Linked DNA regions of Homo sapiens: region 1 is linked to region 2. A link is a contact called in ENCODE Hi-C data. All regions are on one chromosome and are shown on one strand. Each heading gives the region's core, a stretch centred on a gene start or an enhancer-like site at or near the end of the contact. The rest is flanking DNA. Distances are from core to core; before and after follow the strand shown. Region 1 has its middle 16 kb from the start of LINC00102. Region 2 has its middle 320 kb from the start of DHRSX.

Region 1 (7,211 bases), core at 3,448-5,947, 460 kb before region 2:
CTCCTGACCTCAGGTGATCCACCTGCCTCAGTCTCCCAAAGTGCTGAGATTACAGACGTGAGCCACCACTCCCAGCTGGTCACATTTATTTTTTAGCCAGTTTCTGTGCACCAAATAAGGGACAGCCTTCTGGAAGCATTTTAAAAGGGAGGCAGTAAAAAGCTATATGAAGTTCATTCCAAGACATATCTCCCAGATTTCTCAAAGAACTAAAAAGAGAACTACCATTTAGTTCAGCAATCCCATTCCTGGATACATACATAATGGAAAATAAATTATCCTACCAAAAAGACTCCTGCACAAGCATGTTGATCACAGTACTATTCCCCATAGCAAAGACATGGAATCAACCTAAATGCCCATCAAGGGTGAACTGGATAAAGAAAATGTGGTCCATAGACGCTGTGGGATACTACACAGCCACAGAAAAGAACAAAACCACGTCCTTTACAGTAACGTGGATGGAGCTGGAGGTTCTTATTGTAATCAAACTAATCCAGAAACAGAAAACCAAATATTGCACATTCTCATTTATAAGTGGATCTACATATTGGGTACTCATGGACACAAAGAGAGGAACAGACACTGGGGGCTCCTAGAGGGTGGAGGGAGGGATAGGGTAAGAACTGAAGAACTACCTATTGGGTGCCATGCTCACTACCCGGGTGATGGGATCGGTCATACCCCAAACCTCAGCATCACACAGTCCACCCAGGTAACAAGCCTGCATATGTTCAACAAGTCAGCAAAATAAATCATGATGAAAATAATGAAATGTTCTTAGTTTTATTTCAACCACAAATTAGAAATCAGACATTTTTCAACTATCTGCCTTGGACCTGATTCTAGGGAAAATATCCTAGGTCTGTGTTTTATAAAGATATGTGTAAATATATGTGTGTGTGTATGTATATGTGAGTGTGTATATATATATATATTACATATATGTACATAATGTGGGTATGCTTGCATATGTATATATATATGCTTGTATATGTGTATATACCTATACATATGTCTGTACATATACATATGTATACCTATACATATGTCTGTACATATACATATGTATACCTATACATACCTATACATACATGTAGAGGTATACACACATATGTATGTATATATACATATACGAGCATACACACATAAATAATCAACAGTATCTTAGTCTTCACATTGAATTTATTGTTCTGCAAATAGAATAACTGTCGATATTTTAAAATAGGACATGCATTTGCTATTATATTTCATCCATATTTTTTTAACCCCTTCTGTGTTTCAGGCAGTGTCCTAGATAGATCTGGGGATTTTGGAGTTGAACAAAACACAGTTCCTTCTTGAAACTGACATTTAGAGACCCATATCTGAGAGATAAACAAATAAAGTCAAGCATTAATAAGGCTATGAATAAATACATCAAAATGCTGAGTAAGAAATATTTATTTAAGTATTACTCATCTACTTGACAGAGAAGAAGAAAGAACATGAAAACTTGAAAGCCAACCTATCTGGTCATCAGGGAAATGCAAATCAAAACCACAATGAGATAGCCCATCATACACACTAGGATGGCTCTAATGACAAATATGGACAGTGACAAGTGTTGGCTCAGATGTGCAGAAACTGGAGCACTCTTATATTGTTTGTGGGATGGTGCAATGGTGCGGTTGCTTTGAAAAGCAGCCTGGCGGATCCTTCAATGGTTAAACATAGAGTTATCATATGACCCAGCCATTCCCCTCCTGGGTATTTACCCAAAAAATTGAAGACAGTTACTCAGACAAGTATGTACATAGAAGTCTTAACCGTATGCTAAGTGCTAAGCATTATTCATGGTAGTTACACAGTGGAAATAACCCAATGCCCAACAACAAGTGTATGGATAAACAAAATGTGGTCTACCCATACAATGGAATGTCATTCTGCCATCAAAAGGAATGAAATTCTGATGCATGGTACAAAATCGATGGACCTCGAAAATATTATGCTGAGTGAAAGAAGCCAGGCACAAAACCACATGGGAGGCCGTTTGAAATGCCCCTGATAGGCAAATCCATGGGATAGGAAGTAGATTTCTGAGTGGCTGCATAGGGCTGGAGCAGATGGCAGGATGGGGGTGATGACCCAGGGAGTGTTGCAACTATCCTTATGAACCAGGAAGTGCTACAATTATCCAGATGAACCAGGAAGTGTGGCAATGTCCCTACGAACCAGGAAGTGCTACAATTATCCCTATGAACTAGACGGTTCCAAATGTCGTTATGAACCAGGAAATACTACAATTTTCCATATGAACCAAAAAGTGTTGCAGTGTCACTATGAACCAGGAAGTGTCACAATGTCCCTCAAACTAAGAAGTGCTACAATTATCCCTATGAACCAGGAAGTATTGCAATGTCCCTGCAAACCAGGAAGTGCTACAATTATCCATATGAACCAGGAAGTGTCACAATGTCCCTATGAACCAGGAAGTGCTACAATTATCTGTATGAACCTGGAAATGTTACAATGTCCCTATGAACCAGGAAGTGCTACAATTATCCGTATGAACCAGAAAGTGTTACAATGTCCCTGCAAATTAGGAAGTTCTACAATTATCGGAATGAAAGAGGAAGTGTTACAATGTCCCTGTGAACCAGGAAGTGCTATTATCCATATGAACCAGGAAGTGCTACAATTATCTGGATGAACCAGCAAGTGTGGCAATGTCCCTATGAACCAGGAAGTGCTATTATCCATATCAATCAGGAAGTGTGGCAATGTCACTATGAACCAGAAAGTGTCACAATTTCCCTATAAACCGGGAAGTGCTACAATAATCCAGATGAACCAGGAAGTGTCACAATGATCCTAAAAACTAAGAAGTGCTACAATTATCCATATGAACCTGGAAATGTTACAATGTCCCTATGAACCAGGAAGTGTTACAATGTCCCTATGAACCAGGAAGTGCTACAATTCTCCATATGAACCAGAAAGTGTTACAATGTCCCTGCAAACTAGGAAGTTCTACAATTATTTGAATGAACCAGGAAGTGTGTAATGTCCCTGTGAACCAGGAAGTGCTACAATTATCCATATGAACCAGAAAGTGTGGCAATATCCCTATGAACCAGGAAGTGCTACAATTATCTGGATGAACCAGGAAGTGTGGCAATGTCCCTATGAACCAGGAAGTGCTACTATTATCCACACGGACCGGGAAGTGTGGCAATGTCACTATGAACCAGAAAGTGTCAAAATTTCCCTATGAACCAGGAAGTGCTACAATTATCCATATGAACCAGAAAGTGTTACAATGTCCCTGCAAACTAGGAAGTTCTACAATTATCTGAATGAACCAGGAAGTGTTGTAATGTACCTGTGAACCAGGAAGTGCTACTATTATCCATATGAACCAGGAAGTGCTACAATTATCGATATGAACCAGAAAGCGTGGCAATATCCCTATGAACCAGGAAGTGCTACAATTATCTGGATGAACCAGGAAGTGTGGCAATGTCCCTATGAACCAGGAAGTGCTACTATTATCCACATGGACCGGGAAGTGTGGCAATGTCACTATGAACCAGAAAGTGTCACAATTTCCCTATGAACCAGGAAGTGCTACAATTCTCCACATGAACCAGAAAGTGTTACAATGTCCCTGCAAATTAGGAAGTTCTACAATTATCTGAATGAACCAGGAAGTGTTGTAATGTCCCTGTGAACCAGGAAGTGCTATTTTCCATATGAACCAGGAAGTGCTACAATTATCCATATGACCCAGAAAGTGTGGCAATATCCCTATGAACCAGGAAGTGCTACAATTATCTGGATGAACCAGGAAGTGTGGCAATGTCCCTATGAACCAGGAAGTGCTATTATCCACACGGACCAGGAAGTGTGGCAATGTCACTATGAACCAGAAAGTGTCACAATTTCCCTATGAACCAGGAAGTGCTACAATTATCCATATGAACCAGAAAGTGTTACAATGTCCCTGCAAACTAGGAAGTTCTACAATTATCTGAATGAACCAGGAAGTGTTGTAATGTACCTGTGAACCAGGAAGTGCTACTATTATCCTTATGAACCAGGAAGTGTGGCACTATCCCTATGAACCAGGAAGTGCTACAATTATCTGGATGAACCAGGAAGTGTGGCAATGTCCCTATGAACCAGGAAGTGCTACTATTATCCACATGGACCAGGAAGTGTGGCAATGTCACTATGAACCAGGAAGTGTGGCAATATCACTATGAACCAGAAAGTGTCACAATTTACCGATGAACCAGGAAGTGCTACAATTATCTGGATGAACCAGGAAGTGTGGCAATGTCCCTACGAACCAGGAAGTGCTATTATCCACACGGACCGGGAAGTGTGGCAATGTCACTATAAACCAGAAAGTGTCACAATTTCCCTATGAACCAGGAAGTGCTACAATTATCCATATGAACCAGAAAGTGTTACAATGTCCCTGCAAACTAGGAAGTTTTACAATTATCTGAATGAACCAGGAAGTGTTGTAATGTACCTGTGAACCAGGAAGTGCTACTATTATCCATATGAACCAGGAAGTGCTACAATTATCCATATGAACCAGAAAGTGTGGCAATATCCCTATGAACCAGGAAGTGCTACAATTATCTGGATGAACCAGGAAGTGTGGTAAGGTCCCTACGAACCAGGAAGTGCTACTATTATCCACATGGACCAGGAAGTGTGGCAATGTCACTATGAACCAGAAAGTGTCACAATTTCCCTATGAACCAGGAAGTGCTACAATTATCCAGATGAACCAGGAAGTGTGGCAATGTCCCTATGAACCAGGAAGTGCTACAATTATCCCTATGAACCAGACGGTTCCAAATGTCTTTATGAACCAGGAAGTTCTACAATTATCCATATGAACCAGAAAGTGTGGCAGTGTCACTATGAACCAGGAAGTGTCACAATGATCCTAAAAACTAAGAAGTGCTACAATTATCCATATGAACCAGGAAGTATTGCAATGTCCCTGCAAACCAGGAAGTGCTACAATTATCCGTATGAACCAGGAAGTGCTACAATTATCCGTATGTATGAACCCGGAAATGTTACTATGTCCCTATGAACCAGGAAGTGCTATTATCCATATGAACCAGAAAGTGTTACAATGTCCCTGCAAACCAGGAAGTTATACAATTATCAGAATGAACCAGGAAGTGTTGCAATGTCTCTGTGAAACAGGAAGTGTTGCAATGTCCATGTGAACCAGGAATTGCTACTATTATCTATATGAACCAGGAAGTACTAGAGTTATTCGTATGAACCAGAAAGTATTACAATGTCCCTATGAAACAGGAAGTGCTACAATTATCCCTATGAACCAGGAAGTGTTGCAATGTCCCTGGGAATCAGGAAGTGCTAACAATTATGTGTATGAACCAAAAAGCGTTGCAATGTCCCTGTGAACCAGGAAATGCTACAATTACCCATAAGAACCAGGAAGTGTCACAATGTCCCTGTGAACCAGGAAGTGCTACTATTATCCATTTGAACCAGGAAATGTAACAATGTGAGCCAGAAAGTTTTACAATGTCCCTATGAATCAGAAAGCATTACAATCTCCAGATAAACCAGGAAGTGTTATAATGTCCCTCTAAACTAGAAAGTGCTGCAACCTTCCAATGACCCAGGAAGTTCATTTATCATGTCTAGGAAGCAGGAAGTGCTACAACCTCCCCAGTGACCCAGGAAGTTCTCTTACCATCCCCAGGAAACAGGAAGTGCTACAAACTTCGCTAGTGACCCAGGAAGTTTATTTAACATCTCCAGGAAGTTCATTGACCATCTCTAGGAAGCAGGAAGTGCTACAACCTCCCCAGTGACCCAGGATGTTCACTGACCATCTCTAGGAAAGCAGGAAGTGCTACAACCTCCTCAGTGACCCAGGACGTTTATTTACCATCTCCAGGAAGCAGGAAGTACTACAACCTTCCCAGTGACTCAGGAAGTTCATTGACCATCTCTGGGCAGCAGGAAGTGCTACAACCTCCCATGTGACACAGAAAGTTTATTTACCATCTCCAGGAAGCAGGAAGTGCTACAACTTTCCCAGTGACCCAGGGAGTTCATTTACCATGTCTAGAAAGCAGGAAGTGCTACAACCTTCCAGTTGATGGGGTACAGGACACCCCACCCTGAATAAGAATGTAGATCATTACGTGACACTCTGAAATATGCCACCTTGGCATACTGATTGCCTTGAGCAGAAATAAATCAAGAACCAGCCAAAGCACAACCCACGGTCTCTTGACTTCATCACAGTGCTCTTGTCTGACATTTCTTATTGACTTTAAAAATGTCCTGTCTGTGACATTTCTTAGGTCCAACAGGAAACCCCAAGCCAGGTAGCGGGAGCCAGGCCAGCCCCTGGATGTCAGCGGCTGCCTGCTTCTCTCACCATGCACTGAATCTTGCAAATTTGCTGTGACCTCACGTACAGGGGGGAAAAGCTGTTTTTTCCTTTGACATGCACACCCCTCTCCCCTCTCATCCTTCACTTCTGACACTGAATGTGTAGGAACAACTGCTTTTTTCTATACATACACTCAAAATATCTGTGACCAGAAGTCACAGAGATTCTGGGACTCTGTGCTGATAATCATTTTTTCCAGCCCTCTCATCCATGTGACCCAGGGCCCAGGTAGCCAGGAAAACCAGCAATTACTCAGCAGTAAACGACCACTCATTCAATCCTTGTTGTCATGTATTGGGTCCAGGTTACTGGGTCCTCACAGGCTAGATCCACCCTCCAACAGCTGCATCTAAGCTATCCAATGGGCTGGTGCATCTTCCAGGGAAAGATCATTTGGGGCTTTAGGAGAATTTGAAGGGCTGGGGGCAGCCATGGCAACCTGGGTGCCAAAGTCTTTCAATGACTTTTTTTTTCAATGGTCCTCTCCACTTTTATTTCTGTCTCTTTCCACATGTGAACAACTCCTTCATCCTCTGATGCAGGCCTCTCTAAGGAACCTGTGATTCCACTGTAATTACACAGCTCATCCTAAATAATCGTCCCATGTCAAGATCCTTAATGTAATCCCATTTGCAAAGTCCCATGTGTTGCATAAGGTCACACATTTACATGATCAAGGGGTTAGGATGTGGGCATCTCTGGGGACCAGTATTTCACCTATCACATGGGGTTTCAACACCTGATGGGATCTGGGAGCCTGATG
Region 2 (7,213 bases), core at 3,773-6,272:
CAGGAGCGAGGGAGGGCACTGTGGCCGAATCCAAGAGTCACCCCTGCATGTCAGGGCCTTGGGCTGAATTTCATTCCAGGAGCCGGAGGAGGCGGAGGTGCTGGAGCAGCGGACTGACATTGCCCAGTTTGGACAGGGCATCTAAGCATCTGGGAATTGAGGGTAACACGAGGCATGAACAGTGAGGAAGGAAAGGCAAACTGTTGGGGTGCGGCTGAGAGTAGAGAGACCAGATAAAAAGGAGGGAAGGGCCGGGCGCGGTGGCTTACGCCTGTAATCCCAGCACTTTGGGAGGCCGAGGCGAGTGGATCACAAGGTCAGGATGTAGCAGGACGAGCTGCAGACAAAACCTCTCAGACACCGAGTTGCAGAAGGAAGGGCTTTATTCAGCTGGGAGCATTGGCAAGCTACTGCCTTAAAATCTGAGCTCTCCGAATGCACAATTTCTGTCCCTTTTAAGGGCTCACAACACTAAAGATTTTACATGAAAGGGTCATGATTGATTTGAGCAGGCAAGGGGTACGTGACAGGGGCTGCATGCACCTGTGGTCAGAGAGAAACAGAACGGGCAGGGAGTTTCACAGTGTTCTTCTATACGATGTCTGGAATCTATGAATAACATCGGTTTCTAAGTTATGAGTTGATTTTTAACTACTGGGTTTAGGGCCGGCAGCCCCAGGCCTGGTTTCAGGCCTGGCGCCGGGCTGCCTGTCTTTGGTTTTACTTCCTTGTTGTTTCTTCTTAAAACAGGTGCTGAGTATATAAAACAATATGAGAGGGTCTCTCTCTTCCTTCAAGGAGATCGAGACCATCCTGGCCAACATGGTGAAACCCTGTTTCTACTAAAAATACAAAAATTAGCCAGGCGGGGTGGCAGGTGCCTGTAGTCCTAGCTACTCAGGAGGCTGAGGCAGGAGAATCGCTTGAACCCAGAAGACGAAGGTTGCAGTGAGCTGAGATCGTGCCGCTGCACTCCAGCCTGGTGACAGAGAGAGACTCCATCTCAAAAAAAAAAAAAAGGGAAGTTGGTTGCTTAGGGGAGGGAACAGAAATTGGAGCCCCGTGGCTGAGTCTTTCGACCACCCTGGGGGCATCACGCATTTCTGGAGCCTCCAGGCATTTGATGATGGAGCTATACAGGATGTGTGTGTGTGTGTGTGTGTGTGTGTGTGTGTGTGTGTGTGTGTGTAGCTTCTGACCTCCCTGAAGCTGCAGGGAGTGTCTTACACACAGAGGGGCTTGTAGCCAGCTTGGCATGAGTTCAGATCCCAGTGAGATACATGATAAAATGACCAGCGCAACCTGATACCGTATCAGGTTGGGATGATTTTCTTTTCTTGTTTTCTTTTTTTTTTCTTTTAATTCTACTTTAAGTTCTGGGGTACGTGTGCAGAACGTGCAGGTTTGTTACGTAGGTATGCACGTGCCATGGTGGTTTGCTGCACCCATCAACCCATCATCTACATTAGGTATTTGTCCTAATGCTCTCCCTCCCCTAGCCTCCCACCTCCCCGGCAGGCCCTAGTGTGTGATGTTCCCCTCCCTGTGTCCATGTGTTCTCATTGTTCAACTCCCACTTATAAGTGAGAACATGCAGTGTTTGGTTTTCTCTTCCTGTGTTGGTTTCTGGAGAAGGATGGTTTCCACCTTCATCCATGTCCCTGCAAAGGACATGAACTCATCCTTTTTTATGGCTGCATAGAATTCCATGCTGTGTATGTGCCACATTTTCTTTATCCAGTCTACCATTGATGGGCATTTGGGTTGGTTCCAAAGTCTTTGCTATTGTGAACAGTGCCACAATAAACATACGTGTGCATGTGTCTTTATAGCAGCATGATTTATAATCCTTTGGGTATATACCCAGTAATGGGATGGCTGGGTCAAATGGTCTTTCTGGTTCAACGTCCTTGAGGAATCGCCACACTGTCTTCCACAATGGTTGAACTAGTTAACACTCCCACCAACAGTGTAAAAGCGTTCCTGTTTCTCCACATCCAGGCTGGGAGGATGTTCATTCACAGCTTCCACCTGAAGGACCACGTGGCCTCTCATCAACGATGTGACATCACTAGCCAGAGTTCTCGAAACGGCAACGTGCTTGTGGAGGCGTGCAACGCTGCATGAAGGAACCCACAGATGAGGACCAGTGACCTCATTTGGTAACGTGGACAGAAGGTGGCAATGACTTGAGAGGGAGGGATTCCCTCCACATCGGATAACTGAGGAGCAAAAGATGGAGGAGGAATCCAGCAGTGTAGGATGTCTGCGCCAGAAGGCAGCTTCGGAATCAGCCAGGTCAAGCGACGGTCGACAGGACCACCTAGAGAGAGAAACAAGGTTGAATCATACCTGCTATTTTCCACCTGCCTGACCCTGCACAGGTTATTAAACCACCCCATGCACCAGTTTTCCATTCTGTGCTGGGGTAACAACAAATACCCCTAAGTTATGAGAATAAAATCAGAGCAACTGCTCAAGATTGTGGTTGCCAGCCAGGCGCGGTGGCTCACGCCTGTCATCCCAGCACTTTGGGAGGCAGAGGCAGGTGGCTCACGTGAGGTCAGGAGTTCGAGACCAGCCTGACCAAGTTGGTGAAACCCTGTCTCTACTAAAAACACACAAATTAGTTGAGCGTGTTGGTGCGTGCCTGTAATCCCAGCTACTCCGGAGGCTGAGACAGGAGAATCGCTTGAACCCAGGAGGCGGAGGTTGCAGTGAGCCGAGATCTTGCCACTGCATTGCAGTCTGGGTGACAGAGCAAGACTCTGTCTCAAACACAAACAAACAAAAAAGACTGTGGTTGCCATGGTCAAATTCTAGTGGAACCTATTCTCTTTAGTGAGACAGAAGCAACAAAAGAGACTGGCTAAGTTATTTGAGATCACAGAGCTGGACTTGGGTCAACACATCCCAAGCCTTTTTGCAAAGTTCAAAGAAGCGTTGTTGCCCCAGACGACACTCTAGGAAAACAGACGCACCACTGGAGCAGAAGTCAGGAGGCAGGAGCTGCTTTGGACCAAAGATGCTGGATTGTATTGTGGTTTTGTTGAATTTCAAGAGGCCAAATGTAACCACCCAATTTGTATTATGTTACAGACATCTCACTGTGCCTCAGGGTGTCTCAGTATGCATGCATGTGTGTGTATGCATCCATATGTGTGCGTGTTGTTTGTGTGTGTTTGCATGAATTCACGCATCTGAATGCACGTGTGCACACATCACTGCATGCCTGCAAATGCATATGTGAATTTGTGTGCATGAAGGTGTGAATGTGTATGCACGATTGTGTGAATGCCTTGTGCATGCGCAAATGCGTGTTCAATGCACACATGCATGTGTGAATGTGTGCATGTGTGTGTGCACCGTGCATGCACTGTGAAAGGGTTGCATGTGTATCATGTATGTGTGTTTCTGTGCATGTGTGTACATGCATGTGTGAATATGTGTACTTGAGTGGATGCTTGTGTGTGCATGTATGAACGTGTATTCATGGGTATGAGAATGCTTCGTGCATGTGTAAATATGTGTGTGGGCTATGCATTTATTGATGTATGTGCATATGTGTGCATGCATGTGTGCCTGCGTGTGCATGAGTGTGAAAAACTGAGTGCACCTGTGCACGTGTGCAGATGCCTCATGTATGTGTGAAAATCTGCACATATATGCAGTGTGTATGTGCATGGGTGTACATACCTATGTGTGAATCGATGTGTGCAATGCATGTATACGCACGTGTGTACATGCAGGTGTGAGTGTATCTGTACATGCATGTGTATGCCTGGGTTTCAGTGGAAGCAGGGCTGCAAAGAGGAGAAACACTTAGACCCTGACACACAAGAGTTCTCATTTCGGTAGATGAGCTGGCTGTGTATGCAAAGAGGAGAATAGAGGACAAAGACAGGATCAGCATCGTAGCGCTGATGACGACAGCTCTGGACTCCTCTTGATGAGGGCTGTGGCACACATCGAGGGGAGCACTGCTGAAAACAACATAGAATGTGATTTGGACCCAGCATGCAATCTACAAAGGCCGTGCTGCCGACACGGGGCAGGATTTTGGTTGACAGGTTGGTGTTGGAGTGGAAGACCTTCTCCAAAGAGGCTTTCTTGAAATCACAAAAGGAAGGGATCCATGAAGGAGAAGCAGTGCCGAGAGGAAGGGCAGAGACCACAGAGTGCACCCGTGCACGTGTGCAAATGCCTCATGTGTGCGTGAATGCATGTGTGCGTGTGTAAAATGCACATATGCTTTTAGCTGCATGCGTGCGTGTGCAGATGCGTGTGAAAACCTGTGCACACCTGCAATGTATATGTATATGTGTATGCACGAGTGTGAATAGCCGTGTGCATGCGTGAGTGTATGTGTATGTGGATGAGCGTGGGAACCCTGAAGGGAGCCTCTCTGCAGTTTCTGGGACACAGGTTGTAGTTAACCTAGGACAAAAAGTCAGTAGAGTCCTTTATGGGCTGCTGATGAATGAGGCCTGCTACCAGGAAGGAATGGTTTTTTTGTTTTTGTTTTTGTTTTTTTTTTCCGACAGAGTCTTGCTCTGTCTCCCAGGCTGGAGTGCAGTGGGCCGATCTCAGCTCACTACAACCTCCGCTTCCCGGGTTCAAGCGATTCTCCTGCCTCAGCCTCCCGAGTAGCTGGGACGACAGGCATCCGCCACCACGCCTGGCGATTTTTTTTTTTTTTTTTTTTTTTTAGTAGAGACGGGGTTTTACCATATTGGGCAGGCTGGTCTTGAACTCCTGACCTTGTGATCCGCCCGCCTCGGCCTCCCAAAGTGCTGGGATTACAGGCGTGAGCCACCGCACCCGGCCAGGAAGGATTGTTTTGCACGCCAGGGTTTCTCTTTAGCTTATGATTTCTTCCACCAAATCTGTCCCAACCCTGCTGTGTCTGTCCCTACCAGCGGCTGCAGTGTGAGTGAATCCAGGCATGACTGCATGAACACCCAGCTTCCTGTTTGGTCACTTAGTAACCACTAGATGACGTTTACTGAGCTCTTAGCAGGCACATTCTAATCCCCGTAATTTTGTTTACTCGGTTGGAGGAGAAACATTGTCTCTTCTCCACTTTCCCAGCTGTAATGCAAACCTTAGCATACAAGAAACAGGCCGGGCGCGGTGGCTCACGCTTGTAATCCCAGCACTTTGGGAGGCCGAGGCGGGCGGATCACGAGGTCAGGAGATCGAGACCACGGTGAAACCCCGTCTCTACTAAAAATACAAAAAAAAAAAAAACAAAAAAAAAAAACCCGGCGCGGTTGGGGGCACCTGTGGTCCCAGCTACTCGGAGAGGCTGAGGCAGGAGAATGGTGTGAACCCGGGAGGCGGAGCTTGCAGTGAGCCGAGATTGCACCACTGCACTGCAGCCTGGGCGACAGAGCAAGACTCTGTCTCAATAAAAAAAAAATAAAAAAGAAACAGAAGGAGGCACGCTAAAAACTAAAAGTAGGAGGTTAAGGGAAGGGAGGAAAGAGAAAAACCAAAGGATGGGGGTGGGTTCAAACCACATTTTATGCCGCTGGATCGTGTTGTAATATTTCTACATGCTTGGGAATTACAGGCATGCATGGAATAGTATGCAACTGTGAAAAAGGAATGAGATCATGTCTTTTACAGGAATATGGATGGAGCTCGAGGCCATCACCCTTAGCAAACTAATGCAGTAACAGAAAATCAAATACTGCACTTTGTCACTTATAAGTGGGAGCTAGGCCGGGCGCGGTCACTCAGGCCTGTAATCCCAGCATTTTGGGAGGCCGAGGCAGGTGGATCACGAGGTCAGGAGTTTGAGAGCAGCTTGGCCAACATGGTGAAACCCTATCTCTACTAAAAATACAAAAATTAGCCGGGCGTGGTGGCAGGCACCTGTAATCCCAGCTACTGGGGAGGCTGAGGCAGAAGAATCATTTGAACCCGGGAGGCGGACGTTGCAGTGAGCCAAGATCACGCCATTGCACTCCAGCCTGGGCGACAGGGTGACACTCCGTCTCAAAAAAATAAAAAAATAAATAAGTGGGAGCTAAATGAGGAGAACTCATGAACACAAAGAAGGGAGCAAGAGACACCTCTACTTGAGGGTGGAGGGTGGGAGGAGGGAGAGGGGCAGAAAAGATAACTATTGGTACTGGGCTTAATACCTGGGTGATGGAATCATCTGTACAACAAACTGCGGTGACACAAATTGACCTACAACAAACCTGCACGTGTACCCCCAAACCTAAGATAAAAGTTTAAGGGAAAGAATGAAGCAAGCTAAACTTTAGACAACAATAACAGCAACAAGAAAAAGAAGTGACAGGTGTAATTACTTTCATTACTGCCTCAGCCACTTGTGGAAGCATTTTTCCGGTGTTGTGGTATTGTTACATTTTATGGACAACGTTTTTGTGACGATGGACAAACCTGAGCCCCAACACTTGAAAACAAAATTATGTTTTCAGGGCTGGGCGCGGTGGCTCACGCCTGTAATCCCAGCACTTTGGGAGGCCCACGTGGGTGAATGACAAGGTCAGGAGATTGAGACCATCCTGCCTAACGTGGTGAAACCCAGTCTCTACCAAAAATACAAAAGATTAGCCGGGCGTAATGGCTCACACCTGTAATCCCAGCACTTTGGGAGGCTGAGGTGGGCGGATCACGAGGTCAGGAGATCGAGACCATCCTGGCTAACACCGTGAAACCCAGTCTCTACTAAAAATACAAAAGATTAGTTGGGCATGGTGGCGGGTGCCTGCAGTCCCAGCTACTTGGGAGGCTGAGGCAGGAGAATGGCGTGAACCCAGGAGGCAGAGCTTGCAGTGAGCTGAGATCGCGCCACTGCCCTCCAGCCTGGGCGATAGAGTGAGACTCCATCTCAAAAAAAAAAGAAAAATTTGTTTTCAGATCAATTTTTTAAAAAAGAGCTGCCATTTATCAATGGCTTGTTATTGGCCTTAAATTTTGCTAGATACTTACACATATGATTTTACTTGATACCCGTGAACATTTTATGAGGAAAGTTTAATTTTACCCATTTTACAGATGAGAAAATGGGAATAACTGAGTTATTGGCACACGGTCACACACAACCACGGTTGACAGACCTCACGTATCACCTGTTTTTTTTTTTTTGTAAACAGTAATCCTGGTGCCATTTCTGTAATTATAAACATTAAATCAGTGCTTAGCATATTAATCTCGGCTCCCTCGGCTTCTCAAA

The links. A loop is a pair of places that touch in the nucleus more often than their neighbours do. Pooled maps may share reads with other maps.
Region 1: a loop to region 2 is called in a map of OCI-LY7, with 8 times the contacts of the local background. The contact joins two enhancer-like sites. A Hi-C loop is called at or near these places in 1 of 168 maps with a recorded cell type or tissue (OCI-LY7), 7 of 37 single-sample maps with no recorded cell type and 5 of 50 pooled maps.

What each region holds. Positions count from the first base shown.
Region 1 is chrX:2,627,642-2,634,852 of GRCh38, reverse strand. It overlaps the pseudogene CD99P1. Among named protein-coding and RNA genes, the nearest start is that of LINC00102, 16 kb to the right of the region's middle. Within about 2 kb of position 4,697, at least 11 of the 41 ENCODE cell types and tissues checked have a DNase peak (open chromatin) inside an H3K27ac peak, as active enhancers do; they include OCI-LY7, where a contact is called at or near this core.
Region 2 is chrX:2,172,625-2,179,837 of GRCh38, reverse strand. No RefSeq gene overlaps it. Among named protein-coding and RNA genes, the nearest start is that of DHRSX, 320 kb to the left of the region's middle. Within about 2 kb of position 5,022, at least 2 of the 41 ENCODE cell types and tissues checked have a DNase peak (open chromatin) inside an H3K27ac peak, as active enhancers do; they include OCI-LY7, where a contact is called at or near this core.